Linked DNA regions of Mus musculus: region 1 is linked to region 2. Evidence: chromatin contacts called from ENCODE Hi-C data. All regions are on one chromosome and are shown on one strand. Each heading gives the region's core, a stretch centred on a gene start or an enhancer-like site at or near the end of the contact. The rest is flanking DNA. Distances are from core to core; before and after follow the strand shown. Region 1 holds the start of B230323A14Rik (RIKEN cDNA B230323A14 gene). Region 2 holds the start of Skor1 (SKI family transcriptional corepressor 1).

The links. A loop is a pair of places that touch in the nucleus more often than their neighbours do.
Region 1: a map of ES-E14 shows a loop between it and region 2 (17-fold over the local background). The contact joins the promoter of B230323A14Rik here to the promoter of Skor1 in region 2. A Hi-C loop is called at or near these places in 2 of 37 maps with a recorded cell type or tissue (ES-E14 and left cerebral cortex).

The regions. Positions count from the first base shown.
Region 1 is chr9:69,759,662-69,764,969 of GRCm38, forward strand. B230323A14Rik (RIKEN cDNA B230323A14 gene) reads left to right here and starts at 1,485. Exons shown (of 5, transcript NR_040765.1): 1 at 1,485-1,551. Foxb1 (forkhead box B1) reads right to left here and starts at 1,279. Exons shown (of 2, transcript NM_022378.3): 1 at 887-1,279; 2 at 1-639. The coding sequence starts at 585.
Region 2 is chr9:63,144,531-63,149,849 of GRCm38, forward strand. It overlaps Skor1 (SKI family transcriptional corepressor 1), which reads right to left and starts at 2,450. Exons shown (of 9, transcript NM_172446.3): 1 at 2,277-2,450; 2 at 1-2,048. The coding sequence starts at 2,383.

The DNA.
Region 1 (5,308 bases), core at 235-2,734, 6.6 Mb after region 2:
CGGAACCGGCTGCATGGCAGAGAAGGCCAGCCCCCCAGGCATCTTGTACTCCCTAGCGATGATGTTCTCGATAGCAAAGGGATGCTTGAAGCCGGAAGGCTGCGCCACACCGCCCAGGTTGTACGCAGCGGCCGGCATCTGCGGCAGATGCGTGCCCGAGGCGGCCAGCGCGCTGAGCCGCAGCTTAGCCTGCTGCTGGAGGTACTGCGCGGCGTCCGCCGGCTTGCTGGGCGCCAGGTGGTCTGACTTGAGCACCTTGAAGCGCTTGCGACGCCGCAGGAAGCTCCCGTTCTCGAACATGTCCCCGCAGCTGGGATGCAGCGCCCAGAAGCTGCCCTTGCCCGGCTGGTCTGGCCGCCTCGGGATCTTGATGAAGCAATCGTTGAAGGAGAGATTGTGGCGCAGGCTGTTCTGCCAGCGCTGCGTGTTCTCCCGGTAGTAGGGGAAGCGGTCCATGATGAACTTGTAGATCTCGCTGAGCGGCAGCATCTTCTCCGGAGAGCTCTGGATGGCCATGGCGGTCAGCGAGATGTATGAGTAGGGCGGCTTCTGGTCGCTGTACGTGTTGCGGCCCGGCCGAGGCATCTTCTTGCTTGGCCACTTGCTCAGGGTCCGCGCGGCCCGGAGGACTGGTCGAATCTGAGAAGGGGGGAGGTGATGGAGAAGGGCAGCATAGGTGCAGAGACACTGGCGAGGTCACTCAGGCCGAGTCACAGATATAGGGGGTGGGGAAGAGGGGATTCGGGTGCCAGCAACTTTGCGCACCAAACTGGGTAAGACTCAGCTAGGGGAAGTGGAGAGGGGAAGACCGAGAGCAGCAGAGAGGTTTGCAGGAAAGTAGGTAGGACCTGGATTCAGGGGAGGGGACAGAGAGATAGATGCTCACCTTAAAGTTGTTCCAAGTTGCCGGTCCGCATCCGGGATGGCGTGGCTGGTGGCCGAGTCCCTCCCTGCGCGCGACCGGAGCGCAGCGTCGGGGAGCAGTGAGACTCGCTGCCAGCTAGGCTTGGACTCAGCCCGGTAGAGCTCCTCTCCGCGGGCTGCGCAGCGCGCTCGTGGGTCGTGCGCCCTGCTGGGAGACCGAACTCGGCTGCGGAGTGCCCGTGAGGACAGTGGCAGACGCCGCCTCAGGGATCCAGAGGACGCTGCTGTGGTGTTCGTGGTTCCGCTGAGCTAGGTGGCTGCCTCCATGTCCACCCTCGAACCATCTGATAGTTTTAAGCGGTGACAGGAGCAGAAAAGACCCCTGTAGCGGCGCTTCATTAATGTGCCACTTCTTAGCTATCGTATGACAATCGCCTTGGGAGGAGGAGGAAAAGGAGGGGGAGCGGGGGCTGCAGAGGGAGGGGACTGAGGGAGAGGAGAGAGAGCCTGGCCAGCGCTGGTTTCTTTCACACCTATTTACATGGACACCTTGGCCAATAGGAATCACTTCCAGCCGAAGACTGGGAGACCGGGAAGAGCCTCTGCCGCCCGCGGGGAGCGGGCAGCGCCTACCGGTGTGCGCAATGGGAAGGTATGAGCGGAGCAGCGCGCGGAGCCGGCTGGCAGGTGACCACTCACTCTGAGCTATCTGCCGCGCCGGTGGTGTTTGACATGGAAATTGCTCGGCTGGGGTATTCTGTTTCCTTTGCTTTGTGTCGGGTTTGTATTGTTAGCTAACTTATAGCACAGGCTTTCTCCTGAAGGGCGACCTTTCTACTTTGGTTGCCACTGCGCGGGGTTGATTGGATGGGTTGTTCAAATGGAAACCTACCTCGCAATCCCACCCCCAGTCCTGCAAGAGGCAGGTAGAAATTTGTCTGTCGCTTTAAAAAGGTGGTAAAGTTAATAGACGCATATAGATAGATATATTTGGACAGCTGGGTGGATAAGTCCGTTTTGAATATATATATATTCAATATATATATATTGGTTGTGAGCCTAGCCTTTAACGGCTGAGCCATCTCTCCAGGCCAAGGTAAGTTTGGGGTTTTTGTTTTTTGTTTTTTGTTCTTTGAAAAGAATGGATGAATGTATTAGGTTCTGCTTTAATACGTTTTTCAGAGATTTAATGGGCACAAGGACGTTCAGGGTAAATTGAGGCAAGGCAGCGTGTGGGCCTGGGGAGGGCGGGAGTTTGTCCAATGTACGCTATGGCTTCCGGGTCTCCTTTTTCCAGGTGCTTGCGAAGTCTGAGGTTTCTTGGAAGTTAGCGGGTCAGCATTTTGCAGACCCCTCCCCCTTTTTACATGGGAATAGTTTCTTTAGAGTTTAGAACTCCATGAAAAGACAAACAGTGCCTGCTGAGACCAGCGAGGTTTTTTTTTTGGGGGGGGGGGGGGCACGTGGCACCAGGCCTGGAGAGAATAGCGGGCTCCTTCGAGTTCATATTTGCCTTGTGAGGATTAAATGAATCATTAGTATCATTATCATCATCATCTTCTTCTTCGTCGTCGCCGTCTTCATCAAACTGTTAGGGAATAAACCGCGACTCAACCCTTCGGCTTGCACGCAATGAGTACAAGCCAGGAGTTCCACGCTTTTCAGCGCTTTCCGGGGGCCTTTGTGGTTTTAAAAAGAACCCCATGCCACTAGGTTAAATACTTAATACCTACAGCCTAACAGAACTGTCTTTAAACTCCGAAAACCTCTTTTTCCTTTTTTCTTTCTTCCTCCCCCTCCCCCATAGGAGCAGACTGATAGTTGTAGTGTGACGTTTGTTACACTTTGAGTGACAGTAGAGCATTAGTCTGTGAATAGCAAGAAAACCTTTCAGCTTCCGAGCGCGCGCACACACACACATACACACACACACACACACACACACACACACACACACACACACACACACATCCCTACTCACATAACTTCATTAACCACAGTTTCGAAGCCGGTCAATAACTCACCAAAACGTAACTTAAACACGACGAATTTAGGAGATTAAACAATTTCATTAATATTGAAATGGCTCTGGCGCCTGGGCTGCTGCGCTTTAGATGCAAGCGCACGTTTTTCAATATTAACAGAGTGCTTGAAGGGAAGACTCAAGTCACCTTCTTAATTCGGGGGAAAAAATAACCAGGAGGAGGGAGGAGGTGCGAGCAGGGGGGTGGGGGTAGAAGCATTGACCCGTCTCTGGGGGCAAGGCTAGAACAGGGCAGATATGTGGATCTCCCTTCTCCAAAGATTAAATCAGTTGGACCCTAGGCCCAGTTTGGGCCAGAGGCAGCCCTACTGGACTGAGCTGCGCGCGCTACAACAACAAACTAAGGTTTGGTGGTGTTTCTGCGCGTGCCCGGGTTAGGCTCCAGGGCCTGCAGTGGGAGGAGCTGGGAGCGCAAAGGGGTGGGGAACCCGAGGGGTGTTTGAAGTGGGATGGAGTTCTGGTTCCTTGCCTTGCTTGCTCTAGATAGAGCTTCGGAGGCACTAAAGCAATCGCGGCTTTAAGCCAAGGTAGGATTGCTCCTGGGTGGAAAGGTGCCGGCTTGGAAGCCCTTGAGTATTTTACAGATTCCCTTTAGCAAACATGTGCAGGGGTTCATACCGAAATGCAAAGATGGATAAAATATTTATGGTGATTGCATCCCAGATGGTAAAAGACCATCGTCCCTACCTCCCCCCCCCCCAGCCCTACCCCCAATGGCAACCAGTAAGATACTTTTCTACCCGGTCTGGGTGAGGAATAGCGTAAGGTTTAACAATTGACATTTTGTTGTCCTGCAAAAGGGGTCTTTGTGTGGTTGTCGAAATCACTGCTCAGAGCAAACAGAAGATTAACTAAATTCTAAAAGTGAAAACGTTCACGGGGGGGGGGGGGACACGGACAAACCCAAAACAATCACTTTAACTTGGAATAAATCTTTGTTCATTTCCCTGGGGAAAGTTGTCACCACTGTGTCCATGCAGTATTACATGTAGGAATTGATGTTTGCCGAATTTTCAGTCTCATTACTTTTGAGAAGGAAGCTGAGGCTCACTGCCCATGTTTAGGGTTAATCAAGTAAACAGAACTTAATCACTTAAGTTTGCTTGTGAGGGGAATGGAGCTGTAGAGGCACATTTAACTCCCGGGCATTGCTGCAAAGTTCTACCTCAGTTCCTGTCAGAGGTCTTCAAAGCCCTAGAGAGGGAGGGTGGAGTTGCAAGCTGTTTACAGCATTTTAAGGATGGTATTATAAAGAGACTGAATGCTTTCCAGAAATCTTGAAAAAGTGCGTCAGTCTTTTGTACAAAACCCAAAGCCAATAGAAGCTTGGTGGAGGTGGGAGGGGGCAACATCCGACCGGGGGGCTTAAGGGGTTGTTGGGAAAACTATATAAAACACACACAAGTCAATTATACCCCATGTGCCAACCAAATGGTGATCCCCTCCAGCACGGACCGTTCATCGACTCGTCAAGCCCACCGCCTACCACCTTTCTCTACTGAAAGTTTGCTAGAGCCTCTTTTCCCATAAGCTGGACCACACACGGCTGCAGATTTTGCAATAATTTATGCTAATTTCCCTCCATAAATCCACAATTCGCTTCAGTGGCACCCGAGCTGCCGAGGGAGTGAAAAGGAGACAGAGGGGTGACAAAAACAATATTGATTTTGATTCCTTGTGTTGTTAAGCAGGTGTGTGTGTGTGTGTGTGTGTGTGTGTGGAGAGGAGAACCCTCCCCTTAGCCATTCCCTCCCTCCAACCCAACAAACACAATCCAGAAAACAACCACGTCCAGTTTGTTAATATTTACCAAACCGGATGGGAGGTGGCAGGAACATACCCAGCAGCTTCTGAAAGTTTCCCAAACGCCAAAAACAATACCCGTCGCCCCTACTCGGAATGTGAACCACATGCAACCTGCAGCGACAAGGCTGAGCCGGGCTTTGCCCCCGCGGTCCTGCAGTCAGATTCTCCCGCTTATCCCCCCACTTTCCTATATTACCACTGTCCCTCGCTTCTCTCTTGCACTACCTACTGTTCGCCTATCGGCGACTTGGGCTCATAGTGGGGCAGCAGGGAGGACTGAGTACTGGCGTGCAGCGGGAGCTAGGTTTTAAGGGTCTTGAGGGTCTTCTATGACGCGCCCCACCATTCCTGGTCGCCTCGGATAGTTATTTGCTGCTACTGCTCGCCGTGCTCGCTCTGAGAAACCCGCGCTAATGCACCGCGTCTCTTTGTCCCATCAGTCATTCTTGCCCAAATCCGCACTTTGGTGGCGTGAAACGACTTAGCTCTCCTTTCAAAAGGATTTTGTTCCCGGGGTATTCAGTACTAAACAAACTTCTTCAGCCTGTCAGTGGACAATTAAAAAAAAAAAAAATACCGTGCTGAATGTAGCAG
Region 2 (5,319 bases), core at 1,200-3,699:
GGCGAGGGCGAGGACTATCGCCATCCGCAGAGTCTGTGGGGCCGTCGGCGCCTGAGGATGTAACAGATGGGGGCCCAGCAGGCTGGTCGCCGTCTGGGCCACCTCCCGTGCTGGGTGCCCTGGGCTCGGTGTCGTCCTGGGCTCCCTCCTCGTCGGGGAAGCGGTTGGACTCTACGTCCACCTCCGGTTCGTCCGCGGTGTCCACGTCGGGCGAGGCAGAATGATAGCTGGAGCTGCCCTCGCTCAGAAAGTCCGGGCTCACGTAGCCCCCTCCGGTCCCGGTGCCGGGCACTGGCCCGCGAGCAGGTCCGGAGCCATAGGCCTCGCGCGCGCTGCCGTAGAGCTTAGCGATGCTCTCTGCATCCTTAACTACGGGTCGGAAGGCTGACACGTAGGAGCTTTTGCGAGCAGGTGGCGGTGGCGGAGGGGGCAGGGGACCCAGAGACGGTGGCAGCGCCTCGTCCGCACCGTCCTCGTCCAGGGGCCCGCGGGATAGAGCGCTCGGGCAGCGCTCCTCCGTACCGAGGCTGCCCTCTTTAGCTGGCTCGGCACCGTCCAAAGACTCAGGACCGCCCCCGCCAGCCGCCGCCGCCGCTGCAGCAGCAGCCGCAGCCACCGCGGCCGCTACGGCCTTAGCTTGGCTCTGAGCGGCCGGGTAAGGAGGCACCGGGAGGCTCCCGGCTGCTGGCCAGAACATGGGAAACGTCGGGTATACAGTGGCGGCGGCAGCTGCGGCAGCTACCGCCGCTGCGTCCTTGGCTGCGCCGGAAGGTTGATGTCCCCAGAACATTGTGCCGCCACCAGGGCCGGGCCCTGCTCCTGGGGGCAAGTGGCCAGCTCCCGGGCCACCCGCACCCGCGGCGGTGCCAGCGCCCCCACTGCTCCCGGTGCCAGGGCCTCCCTTGGGTTCTCCGGCGACCAACACTGGGTCGTCCTTTTTGGGACATAGGCCGAATGCTGTGGGGAAACCGTAAGGATGCGGGAAAAGAGGCGGGGGCAGCTTTTGCAAGAGGCCAAAACCTTTGCTGGGCACTGGAATCACCGGGTAGCTGCGAACCCCTGCGCTGCCCCCAGGTCCTCCAGGTCCTGCAGGGCCACTAGCTGCCGCCGCCAGGCCAAGTGCGCGCTGCGGATGCGGTGGAGGTGGCCCGGGAGGCCCAGCCGCCTCGTCTTCACCGCAGCGCAGACTTTTGTGGGGCGGTGGGCCTGGGGCCATCTCTGAGCCGCACCCTGGACCGCCACCGCCACCAGCGCCGCCCTTCCCTGCACCACCAGACCCGCTATTAGCGCCGCCTCCGCCGCCCCCTTGCAGGGAGAAGGTCCGCTTGCGCGTACCGCCATTAAACATAGCCTTGACGTCCTCCCAAGCGTGGCTCAGTTCGTCGGTGGCCGACTTGTCACTGAGTTTGAGGTGCCGACGCCACGAGTTAAAGTTGGCGGCGTCGGGCTGAGTGTACTTGGCGTCGGGTGTGCGGTGCGAATGGAAGATGAACTTGTTGGGAGAGAAATACATACTGCAGTAGCCGCACTTGATGCACTTAGCACGAGAGCTGTTGTAACGGGCAGGGATGAAGCTGCCCCGAGAGCCCCATGCGCACTCGTGCACCACGTCAAAGGCGAAGTTCTCAGGCAGTTTGGGGGGCTTGTGCTCGCCCAGGAACGACTTGCACAGGCGTTCGGCCTCTCGTTTTGTGATCATACCACAGCGGCGAGAGGAGATGGGCATGGCCCCGGCCCGACGCAGTATCTCCAGCTGCACCGGCGTGCATTGCACGCATGTGATGCCCAGGGCCACGCGGCGGTTGTGGATCTCATTGTAGCTGTAGTTTTTGAGCAGGGTGTTGGAGATCTGGGCTAGGCACAGGCGCTCCTGCCCATCAATGACCAGCGACACGATGGGTACCCCGTACAGCGACGTCTCGCCCACCTGGTTGGGTTTAAGGGCGCTGGATCCCGAGTAGGGCTGCAGCTCTTGCTTGGAGTTGGGAGAGGAGCTGCCCTCGCGTCCCGGCCCCAGCTGAGTGGTGAGAGCCTCCATGCCGCCGCTCCTGCGAAACAGAGAGAGCAGAGAGCAGATGAGCCATTTTTTTAGCGCCGCTACCTAGGTTCAGGCCCGCCCAGCGGGGCGCAACGTGTGGGGTGCGAGGGGGTTACTTGGCAGTGGGGAGCTCAAGCTCATTCGTCCCACGGACTGGCCCCTTTTGTTATTCAGACCAGCTTCTGAGCTGAAACAAAAGCACCCGGGGGGCTAAGGGAGGAAAAGGGAAAATCGAAACCTCAGGAAAGCCCCGGCTGCCAGGAAACCAATCCTGTTTTCAGATTGGAAAGGAAGTGGGACCCAGAGACGGAGAGTGACTTGCCCAAGGCCACACAGCAATGCCATAGCCAAATCCAGGCTTTCCAGCCGGCACTCAGGTTTGCGTGCCTTCAGCTACCTCACAGCTCGCCCTGCCCGCCAGGGTCCTGAAGCCCGGACTTCAGGGACCAGCGGCCCCTCTGCTCAGTCGCGCATGCACGCGTGCGGGCGGGGGCAGTGAAGGGAGAGGTGGGGAGGCGAAGGAGGGGCACTCACTGCCCATCACAAACTGCAGGATGTAGGGGTGGGGGCAGGGAGAAGGGGGAGGGATGGAGGTTGAAGGAGGAGGATAGAAGGAAGAGGAGGAGGCCACTGCTGTTCGCGGTGCTGAACCCTACCCTTTCCAAAGCTTGTCGCGTGCACCACGACCTCGGGTGGCCCCCAATGCACCTATCTTCGTGGTGACCGGCTTCCAGGGACAACAGTACCGGTTTGCACAAACCTGTACTTCTCTTCTGACTCCTTGAGCCCGGTGTTCCTTGAGCAGAAAGAGTCCAGCTGGGTTTACAAAACGCTTTCTTGCCAGCCATCAGTTAGGCCGGGATCACGCAGTCTCTAACCACATTTTCTGCATTTTTTAGCTGCATTCCAGACTAAAGCCGGCTCCCCTCTTGTCAGCGCTTGGGACAGAGAGGTTCTCACAGGCGTTTCTCTGGAGTCACTTTTTAGCTTTGGAAACATGCCCCTGAGCTTTCTGTCCTCTTCCACACAGCTTTTCTTACTCAGACCCAACACAGGCTCCCCAGGCTCTGGGCTGCTCCTTTTGTGGGGGTGACTCCTCTTTGAGTATCCTTCATGCCCCGACATCAGCTCAGATGGGCTAGAAGGAATCTTGGCCACTCTTGGAAGCCACTGTAAAACTCCAAGCACTAAAAAGTTGCTGCTGGTCCCTCGCTTTGATCTCTGGAGAAGGCAGAGAGGAAGCTGTATCCACAGTCTAGCCTGGTGGAGGACCCAGGAATTGATGTTTAGGGCCTTCTAGGTCGCCCAGTCACCTCACGTGTCTTCAGACACTCAGGGCTCCATGGACCCAATGCTGGGCGGCAGGCGCTCTTGCCGCCAATCTAGTCCCTAGGACTCCCTCCTCCGAACTTGGCTGGAAAAGCAAATCCATTTCAGAGGGGTAGCTTCACTCTAACAGGGATCCGAATTCCAAAGCTAAGAACCTGGCATCTTTGGTCTGCAGGTATCTTTCCCTCCCTCTGTTTGCTTAGATACTTATTTGTCGATCTTATCTGTCCCTGAGCTGTCTGTCGCTGCCAGCTCACCGCTCTTTCTCCCATCTATCTTGTATCTTGTTCAAGTATCAACCTATTTATTATCTGTTTCATCTCTTCCAGTCAAACTGAGGCAAGTTGATCCTCCCTTGTCACTGAAATCCCCAGTAACATTTTAGGAGGCAAGCAAACTACTGTGCTAACTCCCTGGCTGAGGGGTCAACAAGGCGAGCTAGGTGTCCCAGGGACGGCTCTCACACAGGCTGAGGAGGTGGCTAAGGGGGCCCGCAGCTGTGGGAAATGACGATGGCTTCTGGGATTTCTGGGCAAATGTACCGGGCCCGCATAGAGTGAAGAGGACACCCTGAGCCTGGAGCGTCCACCTGAAGCTGGGGCTCCTGAGTCCCCAAGGGGTTTTCCCAAAGGGCTTTTGGCCTTGGAGCCCGGAGAAGTGAGGGACCCTAGGAAGGAAACAGCATTTCGAGGGCCAAAGAAGAAAGCACCAACGAAGGGCCGCACTCAGGGACAAGGAGCAGTGCTCAGGGCGGCATGGGGACCCCCTGGCCCGCTCCTGTGGCTCGAGGGGCGAGCCTAGCGAGGTTAAGCAGGCGGGAGGTGGGCAGCGGTGGCAGCGAGGCTGTGGAGTCGTTTGTTAGGATAGGAAACAACCGCCACAGAGTCTAAAGGAGAAGTCAACGAAAGAAGCGCTGCGGCGGCCGGCGCGGGGGCTGTGGGCTCGCGATCGCAGGTACTCACCGTGCGGGCGGCTGGAGCCGGGCAAGCGGCGAGCGGAGGTGCGCGGCGGGCGGAGCGGCGGGCGGGAGTCGGGGATCCGCCGGGCTCTCCGGGTGACGGCGCGGCCCCTCCCCGCGCGCGCGCACAGCCGCGCAACCCCGCTCCCCGCGCTGCCACCCGCGGCCCCTCCCGCTCTCAACAGGCACGGGGCGCCAGGGTCCCCGGAACGGAGCCCGGTGCCCGGAACCGCCGCCCCCGAGGCCGGGGACTGGCCCGAAGAAGAAGCCGAAGCCTAGAGCTCATGGCGCAGCGGCGGGCACGGCCTCGGTCACAGGCGGGAGTGGCGAGGCCGGCGCTGGGCGGGAGCGCCTGACAGCTGCGAGCCGGGGCGCCACACCCACCACCCCTCGCTGTCCCTCGCGCCCTCCCCGGGTGCGCCCGCCCGCGGGCCACGCGCCGCGCCCGCCGCCTCTCCGCAGCCCCAGGGCCTGTGCGCCCCAGGTAAGCGGCCGCCCACCTGCGGCCCGCGGCTCGCACCTGCGGCCCTGCGCGAGCCAGAGAGGCCGAGTGGGCGGAAGGGATGGAGGGGATCAGAAAGTCCCCCCCGCCCCCCATAACCAAGCGCTAGGGTCCAAAGCTAGCCATTGCCACCGAGGGCCCGAAGCCGGGCTGGGTGGTGGAGTTGAGGGTTACTCAAAAGAAAGGGGAGTAGGGAGGGTCACATCGCGCTCCCGCTGCAAGGACAGTGGAACTAAGAGTTTGCCCTGGAGACCCAGACGGGCCGTCCAGACTGGGATGGAGTACTGAGCGCTGGGGAGCGCAACCGGGAAGGGGCAGGCGCAGCGCCCCAAGGCTCCTGACTCTGGGAGCAGGCTAGAATGCATTATTGTGAAAGTCACCCTTCTGCTTTCTTCACTGGGCAAGGGACGGCTGGGGACTTGGGTTTGTGCCCCAACCCCAGTATCTCTTATCTCTAACAGGTTTAAGGCAAACGCCAAGTCATAATTAGAG